2 separate regions of the Homo sapiens genome follow, and region 2 is linked to region 1. Evidence: chromatin contacts called from ENCODE Hi-C or POLR2A ChIA-PET data. All regions are on one chromosome and are shown on one strand. The core of a region is the stretch at or near the end of the contact, and the rest is flanking DNA. Distances in the headings are between cores, read along the strand shown. Region 1 holds the start of VSX1 (visual system homeobox 1). Region 2 overlaps ENTPD6 (ectonucleoside triphosphate diphosphohydrolase 6).

Region 1 (7,107 bases), core at 2,416-4,915:
ACAAAGTAGAGAAAGGTCTCCTCAGGCATTTGTGTTGATTTCTTTCAGGGTTTGAGATGGAGAGGTAGTCTCTTTTTTTTTTTTTTCATTGACATATCTTTATAGTTTCTAGTTGCAGCACACATTATCATGTGATTTTAAAGAATGATTTGATACTAAATAATAATAAAATGAAAAAAGGCATGAGGGTCATAGGGGCAAGCTCTTGTGGTGCCTTCAGCTAAGGGACCCTCAGTTTCTATGCAAAGGGAGCGTGTTGGCTATAGAGAAGGGACTGCTGATTGGCTCACTGAATGTGGGAATGACACGTTCTCTGTGGTATCTTTGGAGCGGAGAAAAGGGACCCCAGACACCTGTATCCGGTCTTCGGGGAGCTCAGTTTTCACAGCCAGCATTTCTCGGGCATACACATCAGGGTAGTGGGCCTCGCTGAATGCCTTCTCCAACTCTTCCAGCTGGTGAGCAGTGAAAACTGTCCTGCAAGGACCCCAAAACACACAGGTGGGCACATGTCCCCTGGGGACAGCAGCCTCCCTGGCCTTAAGGACCACCGTGCCTGCTTCCTCTGCTGTCCAGACCCTAGAAGCCACTTCATGATAATGGAACACCCCACCTCTGAATGATTAGCTGATGTCCAGAAATTTGATTCAAACGAAAACAGTTCTTTAGCTCTTTCTTAATGAATTCCATCAGCTCATTCTGACAAAATCCATTTGACAGATCCACAAAATTGTCTTTAAAATGCTCCCAAAAAAATGCTAGCAAGATTGTAGCATTTTCCCAGCCTCCTAGGAACTGCAGAATTATCTTCCCAAATGGCTTCTGTGCCCTTCCCATTGCCAACCAGGAAACCACTGGGCCTGCTATCATGCCGGGCCATAAATTCTCAGATGCAGGTGCCATAAACCTTGGGCTGTGTCCCGAGGAAAGGCAGGCAGAGGGGACTGCCTGGCCCTATACCTGTGCCGCCGCTTCTTCCTCTTGCCCAAGGTGGGGGATGCCTTTAGGTCATTCCTGTCTTCAGACTGGCTGTCCTCATCTGATGGCACAGAAAGAAGAAGAGGACTTTAAGGGTGATCATATCCCCTCTATTTCCTGGATTTTAATGTGAGGATTGAAGTTATGAACCTCTTGGGTACTTAAGTAGTTTACAGTATGAGCCAGCATTTTTAGTGCCTACTAGATCCCAGGCTCTGTGCTTAACACTGTCCATACATTATCTCAAGTATTCTTAATATAATAATAAAACACCAAAATGGCTGCTGCTATTATTATCATCCTATTTTTACAGATGAGGAAACTGAGGCACCGAATGGTTAAGTAATTTGCCCAAAATCACACAGGTAGTAAATGGTGAAGTTGAGAATTCAAATCCCAGATTATCTGAAGCCAAAACTACTCAGCCACTGATTGCACTTTCTATCCCCACACTGCTTCCAAACACATCCACCCCTATGCCCCCAGCCTCATCATCTTAACCTCTACACCAACATTTCCCAAAGGAAGTCTGGGGCTTGTGACATCAGAACCCTCGTCAGAACTGCAACCCTTCCCTGATGCACCAAATCAGAATCTCTGGAGGTGGGATCTAGGAGGCTCATTCTTGACAAGTGTGCTCAGATGATGTGTAGTTGCCCTTGAAAATTTGAGAACCACTCCACTGTGCTTTACCTTTTTATATCCAATACATCAAAAAGTCTAGATGGAAAAGAAGGTTAGAAGGCCAAACTATTGTGAGATTCATTGCTAGAAGGCATAATTGCCTCAAAATATCTTTAAAATGAATAAAGGCAAAAATAACTAAATAATACTAGTTTTACTCATCCATCAATTAGTTCACCAGAAACCTGGCTTGGATTAAAACATTCTGTATTGGGCTGTCCAACCTGATGAGACATGAGACACATAAGGTTATTAAGCACATGAAATGTGGCCAGTAAGATCAAGACATGCTGTAAACATAAATCACTTAATGGAGTTAGAAGACTTAGTGCTCCTAAAAAGTAAAATATTTTTGTATTGATTATGTGTAAAATGATAATATTTGCTATCATTGTTGGGTTAAAATATAGTATTTAGATTCATTTCACTTTTAATGTGACTGTGAGAAATTTCCGTCAAACATGAAATCACATTTCATTTTTCTTGGACAGCTCTGCTCCAGACTTTCAGAAATGCTGGCAGAGTTGGATTTAGCTGCCTTTGGTTTTGTAAGAAAGAACCCATCCCATGAAAACAGTTTTGCATTTTTAGTGACACTAATAGGGAGTTTCATTTTATCTTACGTAGAGCTCATGAAATAAAGTCCTTTTAGAGTGGAGCAAAAACCTGCCTGCCTATTGATCTGACATGCTTCCTTTTAGTATCAGAAGACCCAGTCTACTCTTTTTGCCTTGGCTGCCTGGATGCTCAGCTCTAGATTCTACCACATACCATCCTTTCTTGTGTAATTCTTTCTTTTCTCTCCCACACCCAAAACCACTCGTTTCCTTAGCCCTTGTCCTTTATAGAATTTCATTGCTTCCTTCTCTTTCCCCGCGACCCGTCTGGATTTCTTTGGGGAAATGGGTAGGCCAGGAACACATCTCTAGGCGTAACTACAATGAATCCCCAAGGTTGCTTCTTTCTCCTGCACAGGGGACTGGGAGGACGCTGCGCCGGCAGAGGAGCGCGGTACCCGGGACTCCCTTTTCAGCACCCCAAGGGGCGGACAGTTCCAGGGCTCGAGGCCCCGTACTCTTCCAGGACCCGTCAATCATTCGATCATTTCCGCCCGCGTTTCCACCTGGTACCTTGTTCGGTGCTGCTGGTGACCACCACAGGCCCGGGCCTTCCCGACCCACGCAGCTGCCAGAGGCGGAGACTGGCGCCTGGCGCTGGGGGGAAAAATGGCCCTCTGGAGATGGTTGTTGAAGACCCCAGGGTCTCATCAAAAGGTTCCACCCGGAACCAGGTGGTGGCGGTCTCACATCGCTGAGGGAACAGGACCCCGGATGAGAGGCAGGGATTTAGGATGCAGCAAGGGGCAGGCGGCGCAGCTCCGCGAATGCCCCTCCCGCGACGGGGCCTCGCTCTGGGCTCCCCGCCTAGATCTGGGCCGCTGGGGCCAGGGGTGCGGTGGGGCGATGGTCTGTGACCCCTGCGCGGCTCAGAGCCTAGGGGACAGGGGCAGGAGCGGAAAGCGCGGGCCTGATTACCGGACGTGGAGACGCTGTCGCTGCGCTTCTGGCGGCCGAGCGCAGGCGGCGGACGGCTGGGAGCCAGCGGGGCAGCGGGCTCGGGGCCCCTGGGCGGCAGGAACGGCACGTCCGCTAGGAGCAGGCAGGGTGCTCGAGCGGCCGCCGGCGGCTGCGTGCCGAAGCCACAGAGGAGGCCGAGTCCCAGCGGTAGGGCCCCACGCGCCAGGCTGGAGCCGTCAAGCCCCGGGCCCGGGCACGGCGCGACTGCCGGACCCTCGCAGCCAGATCCCTGTCCTGGGCCAGCGGGCGCCGGCAGCTCGGCCTCCAAGCCCAGCAGGTCCGTGATGGCGAAGCCCCGGGGGCGCGAGCCCCTAGGGGAACCGCCAGGCACCAGCGCCCTGCTGCTAGTGCGCCCGTCGGAAAGCGAGTCCCGGCCGGTCATGGTTCCTTAGCAAGCAAGGCGCGAGCCTCTCTGGATCCCGTTTGCGGAGGGCCCAGCTTAGAGGAAGCTTTATAGGATTGGGCTGCCGGTCGGGCGCGGGAGGCCTGAAGGGCTCCAATCAGCTGGGCGCGGGCGCGTCGCCGTTCCGGACCCCGCGAGATGGGGACGCCACCAGTTCCCCTCCCCTCGGTTACCGCCCACCCAGCTGCAGTCCCCTCAGTCACCTCCTTCTCCTCCTCTCTTCTGTCCAGCCCACCCCACCCCACCCCACCCCCATTCTAGGAGGGAGGGGAGGAAAGAAGGTAAGGGACAGTGACTCCGCTGTCTGCCTGTCCCTCGAAAAGTCGCAAGTTCTACATCCTGGCGTGGCCTTCTCCTTCCTTCCAGACTCTCTGGGTGGAGGCCCCACTCCCAGCTGCCCTGAAGCTTCTTTGATGCGACCCAACTGCCTATTAAGACCTAGGACCCCATTCCCAACCACACCCCGATGGCTACCCCATATATGTCCCCAGCCAGCCCTCCACCTCCGCCGCCGGTGCCACGAAGGCCTTCCTGTAAGAAGGCCTTCTCTGAAAATCCCCAAGGGGAAAGGAATGAAAACCGTGTATTTAATCCATGGTCATCCTACCTCCATCCCTTTAATCCATGGTCATTCTACCTCCATCCAAATCCACCCCCAGGTCCATCCCCAACACTCCACGGGCTGAACTGTAGGGGGTGGCAGACTCACAAGAGCTGGGGAAAGGGAGAGAAGCAGAGAGAGGAGTGGACTGCCCGGGGCTGAGACGGGCAGGGTACCAGGTTTAACCAACAAAACACTGTCGGCTCAGTGAAATGTGATTTCAGATAAAAAAGGAGGGCTTTTTTTTTTTGTAGGAGTATGTATCAGTATTTTATCCAGCAACCCTAAATTGGGGAGGAGTGGAGGGAGGTAAATTGAAATAAAATAGAGTCTGTCTACTGGAAAGCACACCTTTTCATCGGGGCTTACAATTTATTGTCCAATTTCACGATTATTCAAAGAAAGCCTGATTCTTTGAATAATCAGTGAAACTCTGATATTCGCTAAAGTTGGCCCCAAGCACGTGGGTAAGTAACTACTGGTTCGCGCTTTGAACCCAACCAGCCCTCATCGCTCGGAGCCCTGCGTCCCCCGCTTCCCAATCCCAGAACCCCGGAAGCAGATCTCCTCAGTCCCACTCCCTGAGGGTCCTACAGTCCGAGGTCCCGCAGCGAGGGAGGAGCAAACGCCTGAGCTCCGCGGGAACCCGGCGCGGCTGCCTGCGCGCACGCAGGGACCGGAGCCCGAGCCTGGGCCCTGCAAAGTGGGTCTCCCACTCGCTGCGCGTTCGAGTGGGGCCTCCGCTAAACATGCAGATTAAACAAGGGGCTTCCGATAAGGATAATTACAGGAGGCTGCGCATTGACTTTCCGTTACTAAAGGAAGACCCAAATCTCCCCCTTGCAAGCTGTTCCCGGGATTACCAAAACAATCACTTTCTTTTGAGATCATTGTCTTTTGAACCACTCCAGCTCGGGGCAGAACGCTTTAGACGCTGGCGTTGTTTTCCGCTCCGCGAGGAATTTTCCCCCAGATTTATCTCTGGGTTTAGGGAAGGCGTTGGGCATTCGGGACTGCGTAGTCGTTTGTAAATCCGAATTTGGGGTAGCAGTTAAGTGAGATACCTACGCTTCCACACAGTTTGTAGCCCGAGACCAGTCAGGCAGGCAGGGTAGTCGATTCTAAGGTGGCCCGACCGGGGTCGCCCGCGAATGGAAAGCCTAAGGGGCGAGGGCGGACGCGGGCGCCGTGCCTGCAGCCCCGGGTGCCGACCAAGTGGCCTCACCTGGGACAGGTCTTGGGGTCTCCCTCCCCTAGGTCTCCCTGGAAGGTAGGCGATCACGGGAGTGACAGACCCCGAGTAGATAGCCAGTGATCCAAAGACACCAAAAGGCCAGGCGGTAGGAGCCCAGCCTCAGACACTCTCTATAGTGACCGCGGCGCCTCGGGAAGGATCGTCTTAAACTCATTTTGCAGGTGAGAGCAACTGGGACTTATTAACCCAGTCACATCGGACACAGAGACGTGGCGAGGGCGACACAGAGCAGGAGACTCAATCAAGGAGCCCGTATTGGAGCTCTAAGGGGACTCAGAGATGCAGAAGGAACGAACTTCTAAGGGGTCTTGCAATTCCTGGACTGGGGCGTTCCTAATGCATCCCGGGACCCCAATGCCAGGGAGGGGCCTGCAGGACCCCAGCGGTGGGCGAGTTGTGTCCTGGGTCACCTTGTGTTTCGCAGCGTGGCGGTGGCAGGAGCCCAGCGCGGGAGGACATTTTCATAGCCTCCTACAGTGAGAAACGCCCCCCACCCGACGCTGCGCTCATCTGTGTCCCCGCTGTTGCCGGGGCTCTGGTATCCACTTGCGCGCCCTATGTGGTGGGGATCCACCCAGAGCCCAGCGTCAAGTTATACGGGCGCTTCACTCAGCGTCAGCCAAGACCAGGGAAGCGCTTCTTGCCGTTTAGGAGACGTCTGCAAGAGATAAAAAGCTAGCCCACGATCCACCCACAATCCTCGTGTCCCCGGGGTGCCCTCGCAGTTGCCAAACCTACGGGCCGCGTTTAGGGGAAGCCTCCGCGTCCTGGCGGCCAAAAGAATGGGCTCCTTCCAGCTTCCCCCTACCGGATACCACCTGCAAATCTATTGCCAGAGGCGCAGCTCCCGCGAACGTTCCCGCCCCGGGCGGCCCCCAGGAGTCGTTTTGGGTCCCTAAATCCGTTGAGGGTTCCGAATCTGTCTTCATCAGCCAGGATTACCCGGGATTTAACTAATGAATAAAGGTTCCTCAGCTCATTATTTTCTAAGGAAGATTTCCAGCCCCTCTGTCGCCGACCGCGAATGTGCCTTGGCAGCGCCAGGCTGAGGTTGGACCTGCTGTGAGTGGCTCAGCAGGCACCCCTCTTGGGCTTCTCAGAGCCGCGGCTGGCCAGGCTGGCGCGATAAAGTGCTCAGACACAATGGGGTGGGATGCCCCGAGAAGGTGAAACGGATCGCCCTGTGAGTCTGCAGAAATGACCCCCCACGGCTCCGTTCTTCTGATTTTCCTCCCACCTCTGGCTGCTCCATCTCGGATGCTTTTGTGTCTTCAGTTAAAAGTCCGGGCACAGTGGCTCACGCCTGTAATCTCAGCACTTTGGGAGGGCGAGGCGGGCGGATCACAAGGTCAGGAGTTCAAGACCAGCCTGACCAAAATGGAGAAACCCTGTCTCTACTAAAAATACAAAATTAGCCGGGCATGGTGATGCATGCCTGTAACCCCAGCTACTAGGGAGGCTGAGACAGAAGAATCGTTTGAACCTAGAAGGCGGAGGTTGCGGTGAGCTGAGATAGAGCCATTGCACTCCAGCCTGGGCAACAAGAGTGAAACTCCGTCTCCAAAAAAAAAAAAAAAAAAAAAAGTTGTGGCAGAGGCTGTTTGGCCCC
Region 2 (7,107 bases), core at 4,608-7,107, 140 kb after region 1:
AGATTATCATCTTGACCAACCCCAAACCTGGCATGAATGAAGCTTCTAAAAACATTGTGTTTTTAGTTTTAAGAACATTTGGAGAGAATCTCCAGTTGCCACCACATTTAGAATGTTGTTGCGTTGTTAATTCTAAGAGACATTTAAGGTTCCTCACTAGCTCCTGATAGGTCTTCAGTATGACCTTGAGAGTGAGTGTGTATGGAGGAGGAAGGGGAGCACTGGGTTCTTTTTCTGCTTCTTCCAAAAAGAGGAGGCCAGTAATAACCAGAGGAGAGACGCAGCATTTGGTGAAGTACTTTAGGATTCAGCATGCTGTGTCTCAGGACAGTCGGCCATAGCTGCTGGATTCATTTATGAGAAATGCTCCTCTCTGCCGATGATCTGAAGGCTGGGTGTAGTGCGGAAGTGATCCCTTTATGCTCCCCAGATCTGCAAATAGTCATTTAACGGTCCTGTGTGTTATGCTTTCAGCATCTCAAGTGATTAAAATAATGCCTGTGACACTCTCTTGCAGGCGTTTCGGCGTGGATCACCATCAACTTCCTGACAGGTGTGTGCACACTGCATCACAGAGGCTAGCCGATCACAGACACCTGCGGAGGGCTCGACTGGGCCTTTCGAGAGCAGGAGCCTCATTTCTGCTCTTTAAGATAACCCCTCAGGGTTTGGCAGTGTTGCTGACTGACCATAGGGTGTTGGGGATGGGTGGGGTCACCCACCTGTCTCACAGGTGTAGATGCTAGGAGTGGGGTGCTTCTCTGCAGGTCTGGGGCATTTTTCTCCCAGCACAGCCCCTGCCCTGTCCCCTGCAGAACATCCACCAGGACCCCCATCCTCTCATTTCTAAGAGAAGTAACGAATCAAACCAGTCATATCTTCCAATATTGAATGTGATGTGAATGCTATTCACCTTCTAATTGGATTCCTCTGCTGTAGGTGGAACAGGGAACAGAAACATCTGTTTTTAGAAACAAGTGACAAGGAGTCATTTTTCTTAGTGCATGTGGATTTTTTGTCCCTTTGCTGGAATTATGGGAAAGAGCAGTGTTTCTGATGTACAGACAAAAAAGGAAAGAAGTTTCCTGTCAGGTTTGCCCATTTGCCACTTTGGGGGATAGAAATGTTAGGAGATGGGTTGGGAGCCTCCGCCTGAGATGCTCTGGGGAGTGGAGATGGGCTGATCAGAGCAGGGCCCAGCTCTTCCTGGGAGCTAAGCCAGCGGCCTCCCTCCCAGCTGATACGGCAGTTTCAGTATCTCCCCTGAAGGTTCATGCTGTCCCATCAGGATCCAAATTAAACCACAGCTGGTGGAGCCATTACTCTTGTCCCTTAGATATATAGTGTACCCTTAAATGGAGATTTGTCAATAGCTGAGCTACTTCTCTGTCTTTTCTTTCCCCTGAGGGCCTGGCTTTCACCCTGGCTTTTCTGCTGTTCTCGCGATCTTACTAATGCCCCTGTGCTGTTTTTGCTTGCTGTGCTCCAGGCAGCTTGAAAACTCCAGGAGGGAGCAGCGTGGGCATGCTGGACTTGGGCGGAGGATCCACTCAGATCGCCTTCCTGCCACGCGTGGAGGTAACAAGCCCTGCCGACCACAGCGCTCTTTCCACCCCGAGGCCACACCGCCATGGGGGTGCAGGGTGGGGCCTGCTGAGGTGCTGCGGGGTGGGGTGGGGGGTGGGGTTGGCCAGGTCTCTGGACCCCTGCGGTCATTTCCTCTTCTGAGAGCTGGACTCACTCACAGATGATGCTTCTGGCTTGGAGTTTTAATTCCACCAGGAAAAAAGCCAAAAACAGAAATTTGGTCTTTAGAGGGGTGATAAATTAGGGAATAACTGGAAACGTTTGGGCCAGAGGATATGAAGTGCTGCCTCTCTCCCCTTCAGGGTTCCGAAAGGAACAAGAGCAGAAAGATTTTGTCCAGTTCATAGGTTGGGAGGAAGCTTCCAGCCTTTTCAAGATAAATATCCTAAAGGAGATGAAAACACTTCCCATTGAGGCACCTGCTGCTTTAAAAACAGTTCCCTCCTCACCCACTCATCCTCCTGTTATGGGTAGTTTTCCATGGAAGGGTGGGCTCATAGGTACTGATATGATCGTCGTCATGTCTGGGCCGTGTTTGTCAGCATGGGAGAGGTTGCCTGTGGGAACGAAGCACCGTTCTTCACTGGGATATTGGCTCCTTATTGCCTGCTCCTGTCTCGCAGCCAGCGACCTAGTGAACAGCTCATTTAATTGGCTGCACCTGACCATCCCCTTTCTTTCAAATGAATTCAGTGGGTGGAGGAGAATTTTCTAGAAAGACCAGCAGGAAACATAGTTACCCTCGTTCTTCTCCAGGGCACCCTGCAGGCCTCCCCACCCGGCTACCTGACGGCACTGCGGATGTTTAACAGGACCTACAAGCTCTATTCCTACAGGTCTGCTTTCGGGAACAGGCGTGGGGAGGCGCCATGGGGTGGGTATGCAGCTCCCAGGGCCTCGCATGGCCCTCTTGAGGTCATGGATGGCAGATCTGGGAATCCCTGTGCTGGGAATCCACCCAGACCTCTCTCTCCTCCTCCTCCTTCTCCCGCCTCCTCTGCCCTCCTCCTTCATCCTTTAATGTGTCTACAGTATACGCACATTCACCCAGACCTCTCTCTCCTCCTCCTCCTCCCACCTCCTCTGGTCCTTCTCCTTCATCCTTTATCTATAGTATACGCACATTAACCCAGACCTCTCTCTCCTCCTCCTCCTCCCGCCTCCTCTGTCCTCCTCCTTCATCCTTTAATGTGTCTACAGTATACACACATTAACCCAGACCTCTCTCTCCTCCTCCTCCTCCCACCTCCTCTGTCCTCCTCCTTCATCCTTTAATGTGTCTACAGTATACGCACATTCACCCAGACCTCTCTCTCCTCCTCCTCCTCCCGCCTCCTCTGTCCTTCTCCTTCATCCTTTAATGTGTCTACAGTATACGCACATTCCTCCTTGTGCACATTCCTCCATGTGTGCTTATTCTGCTCTACTTTGGAGAAGGTTTGAGAAGTGGGAGGGACCATGGGCCACACAGGAGTGTTCCGGGCCACCTATTGCCACGTGCAGTCTTCAGTCGATTCTTGTTATAAAGCAGGAGCATCCCAGACTGGTGTCGAGTCGGTCCCACTCACCACAGTGTCTGCAGCTCCTGGATGAGCTCCTGCCATATGATAGGCCCTCGTGTGTTGAATTAATTAGCTAAGTTTCCTCAACTCTACAGAAACAGGCTTTTAGAAGGAGCAGAGAAGCTCACTAACTGCCTTGCTGCAAGCTCCCCCTTCCCCACTCGGGCTGGGTCTCAGAGGTGAGCCTGCCATGACCTGTACCTGCCATGGCAGCTGCCCTCACTGAGGTGTCATTCCCACAGCTACCTCGGGCTCGGGCTGATGTCGGCACGCCTGGCGATCCTGGGCGGCGTGGAGGGGCAGCCTGGTGAGTGGACATGTTGCCCCGGGCCCACTTTCACAGCCTCTGCCCTCCATTCTCAGTGGGAACGAGGAGCCCCTCGGGAGGGCACCAGCTTGGCCCTGCAGGAGAGGTCCCTCTGCCCCTCCCACCCCACTGCTGTCCCGCTGCATGCTGGGCACCCAGCCAGGCCAGGGCATGCGAGTGGAGGGGTGTGCTGCAGATCTTGTTGGTGGCACCCTGATGGGGCAGGAACCCAGGGTGGTGTTGTACCTGTCCACCTTCCAAGGTATTTCTTTCTTTATTTTGAGACAGTGTCTCACTTGCTCTGTCACCCAGGCTGGAGTGCACTAGCATGATCCCAGCTCACTGCAGCCTCTGCCTGCCGGGTTCCAGCAATTTTCATACCTCCGCCTCCCCAGTAGCTGGGACTACAGATGTGTACCACCACGCCCAGCTAATTTTTGTGTTTTTAGTAGAGACGGGGTTTCACCATGTTGGCCAGTATGGTCTCGAAATCCTACCTTCAAATGATTGCCTGCCTTGGCCTTCCAAAGTGCTGGGATTACAGGCATGAGCCATGACACCCAGCCCCAAGTTATTTTTTAAAAGATGCTGATGAAATCCCTTCTGAAGCACTGAGCTGAAACTGAGGGAACCAGGGAACTGCACACTCATCCCCTACATTGGGAGCTGGCTTTAGGGATGTGAAGACAGAACCTTGTACAGACAGCACAGGAGGGCTGTGGGGGGTGCTGGGTTCTTGCCGTCAGGGAAAGGTTTTCTCTCTCGCTCATGATTCCAGCCTTGCAAGAACATCCCTCCTCCCTTGCTCTGCGAAGGGTCATGAAATGTGGGCTTGGCCCTTCCTGAGACATGGAGTTGACCTGGGGACACAGCCTGCATCAGGGCCAGGGCCTCTGCTCCTTATAATGGGCATCACAGCGGGCATGGACTCTTAGGAGATCTCAGGATTGCCATGGTCTGCTTCAGGGGCTGGGGCACGGCCCTGAGGCTGGTGGTGCCTCTCTTCCCTGATGGAACTGGCCAGGCCACAGAGGCCTTCCCAAGGCCTTAGTGTCTGATGTGTGTATGAGGCGCTCACCAGCACCTACGTGTGCTCCAGCCAAATGCCCTTACCTCAGCCCCCAGCGCCCCATTGGCCCAGCACCCCTGCCCACTTCTTCCGAGGGCCTGGTATCTGACAGGGTAGGATGTTCAACTGGAATTTTCATTCTCCTGTGCATGCCCTACTTCAGTTCTTTCTTTCAAATCCTGGTGTTTATCTTCATAATGGTATTCCTTTTGTTGCAAACAAAAACCATGTCTATGTCTCAGAAACAGCTGCAGCCCTTATTCTGGGGCCAAAAAACACCTATTATTTAGCCAATGAGAAAAGGCAGGTACCTCTTTGCCCTTTGTGGTTCCCAGGGAGTCGTGGCTCAGACCCTGAGTCCTCTCACACCCAGCAGAGCAGCAAGAAGGTCTCATGGTCTCCTCGTCAGGCTGTACAAAGTGCCTGTTTTAGACATTTGGGGGCTGTGAGGACCCAGGAGAATGAGTCTCTGTTTTGTTACCGGTTATTGCGTAACAGACCCCCCAAGTAGAGTGAAAGAACAGCAAACAGCAGTCGCGGCTGGAATCTCACAGCAGACCACACAGGCTCATCTGGGCAGCACCTCCGCTGGGGTCCTGGGGATCTGTGCAGCTGCATGTGGCTGTGGCAGCTGTCTAGACCCTCCCGCTGGGGTCCTGGGGTTCTGTGCAGGTGCATGTGGCTGTGGCAGCTGTCTAGACGCCCCCTGCTGGGGTTCTGGGGGTCTGTGCAGGTGCATATGGCTGGGGCAGCTGTCTAGACTCCCTGCTGGGGTCCTGGGGGTCTGTGCACATGCCTGTGGCTGTGGCAGCTGTCTAAATCCCCCGCTGGGGTCCTGAGGGTCTGTGCACGTGCCTGTCGCTGGGCGGCTGTCTAGACCTGGGCGCTCTTCCACATGGCCTCGCCCCAGCAGAGCAGCCTGGGACACTTTTGTGGTGGCTTCAAAAAAGGAAGGCTACCCTGATGCCACCATTTCCTGCCCATTCCATCAAGGAAAGCAGGTCCAGGCCAGAGTCCAGGGATGGGACCAGCACCTTTCGGTGGGACAGCAGCCTGCCATCCTCGAAAGGTGATACTGGGGCCAGCCCTGGGACCAATACGCTTCCTTTGCTGGTTTTGAGCCCCCAGCTTGTGTGTATTGGAGCAGCAGATTCCATTCAAGGCATGGTGGCACCTGGTGGCACTTGTTCTGGCCCTGCCACCAACCTACCAGCTACTCACAGCCTCAGTCACCTATAAAACTGGGTAATGATGGCTCCCCTCCTAAAAGGACTGTCGTCACACTTCACTGAACAGCCCTTGGCCCAGTGCCTGGCACCCGGCGTGCCCAGGGCCGTGAGCTGGGCATGGTCCTGGTAGCGGTGTGCTTCCTGGCCAACGAGGCTTTGCTGCCACTTCCCAGGGAGGTGTTGCCTTCCCAGTGGACCTGGAAGCCACTCAGCTTCCCCCATCCTGTGTCAAGCCAGGGCCTCCGCGACTCCTAGCTCAGCCCTAGTCCATGGCGGTGATATACCTTCCTTTCTCTTTCCTTTTTAATCTCTGTTTCAGCTAAGGATGGAAAGGAGTTGGTCAGCCCTTGCTTGTCTCCCAGTTTCAAAGGAGAGTGGGAACACGCAGAAGTCACGTACAGGGTTTCAGGGCAGAAAGCAGGTACGGGGAGGGTTGCTGCCTGTTGGTTTCTGCGGGTGAGAGTGGTGGCCTCCTCTCCCCCTTGCCTTTCCCACATCCCATGGGACGTTCCACGGGAGGCTCCTGACCTCTCTTTGAAGAGCCTGTACCTGCCCTGGAAGTGAAGGTGGTTTGGCTGCAGGGGCCTGTGTCTGTGCTGAGAGCCAGCTCCTTCCCTCTGCCTCTGTTCAACATTCCCCTGACTGTCACCAGAAGCTTCCTCCTGAGGGCTGATTTCCTAACAGGCCTGCAGGGAGGAAGGACTGGACCAGCTTGGGGCTGAGATGCAGGGCTGGGACTGGGAGCCCAGGCACTCTGTGCTGTGCTGGGCGGGAATAGAGGGAGGGTCTGCTTCCACCCATCCTGCTCGAGGCTATGGAGCCCGCTGGCCCTGGGCAGGCTCTAGTGCTCTGCACCCTTGCAGTTTCTTCTGAGAGAAATGTTCAAACGCCATTCCCAGACTGGGCACTCGGCATGAGGGGTGCATGCCTTCGCGAACCGTTCAGGTCCTTCCAAGTCAATCACCCACTGGTGCGTGTACCGGGGGGCCGCATCAGGCACAGCAGGACTGCACAGCTGTGTCCCACAGGAGGAGCCAGACAGTGAAGCTCATCGGGAAAGCCTTCCAAGAGAAATAACACGGGGCGGGGATCTGAGAGGGCGATCGCAGCTGTAACTAGGACAGCCAAGGACGGCCTCGTGGGGTAACATGGGATCTAAGACAGGAGGAGGTTTCAAGAAACTGCGCAGATCTGAAGCAGCAGCACCCCAGGCCGCACAAGCAGCACACACCGGGGCCCTCTGTCAGCTGCTGTGTTTAATGAACGAGGAGGAGGTGGTGTGGCTTGGTGGGGGACACCAGGAGGAAATGAGATCGAAGGGTTGGAGCATGGGTCTGTGGACCGTGGGAACCC

What was found. Hi-C counts contacts between places; a loop is a spot of excess contacts on that map. ChIA-PET counts read pairs that join two places held with the same protein, here RNA polymerase II (POLR2A). Pooled maps may share reads with other maps.
Region 2: a pooled map shows a loop between it and region 1 (2.5-fold over the local background). The contact joins the enhancer-like site here to the promoter of VSX1 in region 1. A Hi-C loop is called at or near these places in 1 of 168 maps with a recorded cell type or tissue (PC-9) and 7 of 50 pooled maps. POLR2A ChIA-PET finds 5 or more read pairs at or near these places in 3 of 52 experiments (PC-3, Panc1 and activated T-cell).

What each region holds. Positions count from the first base shown.
Region 1 is chr20:25,078,476-25,085,582 of GRCh38, forward strand. VSX1 (visual system homeobox 1) reads right to left here and starts at 3,666. Exons shown (of 5, transcript NM_014588.6): 1 at 3,198-3,666; 2 at 961-1,039; 3 at 354-477. The coding sequence starts at 3,621. RefSeq lists enhancers at 3,655-4,184, 4,948-5,552, 5,553-6,158.
Region 2 is chr20:25,215,159-25,222,265 of GRCh38, forward strand. ENTPD6 (ectonucleoside triphosphate diphosphohydrolase 6) reads left to right here. Exons shown (of 15, transcript NM_001247.5): 7 at 518-553; 8 at 1,490-1,578; 9 at 2,344-2,423; 10 at 3,392-3,456; 11 at 6,074-6,175. Among named protein-coding and RNA genes, the nearest start is that of ENTPD6, 23 kb to the left of the region's middle. RefSeq lists an enhancer at 6,411-7,107. Within about 2 kb of position 5,858, at least 10 of the 41 ENCODE cell types and tissues checked have a DNase peak (open chromatin) inside an H3K27ac peak, as active enhancers do.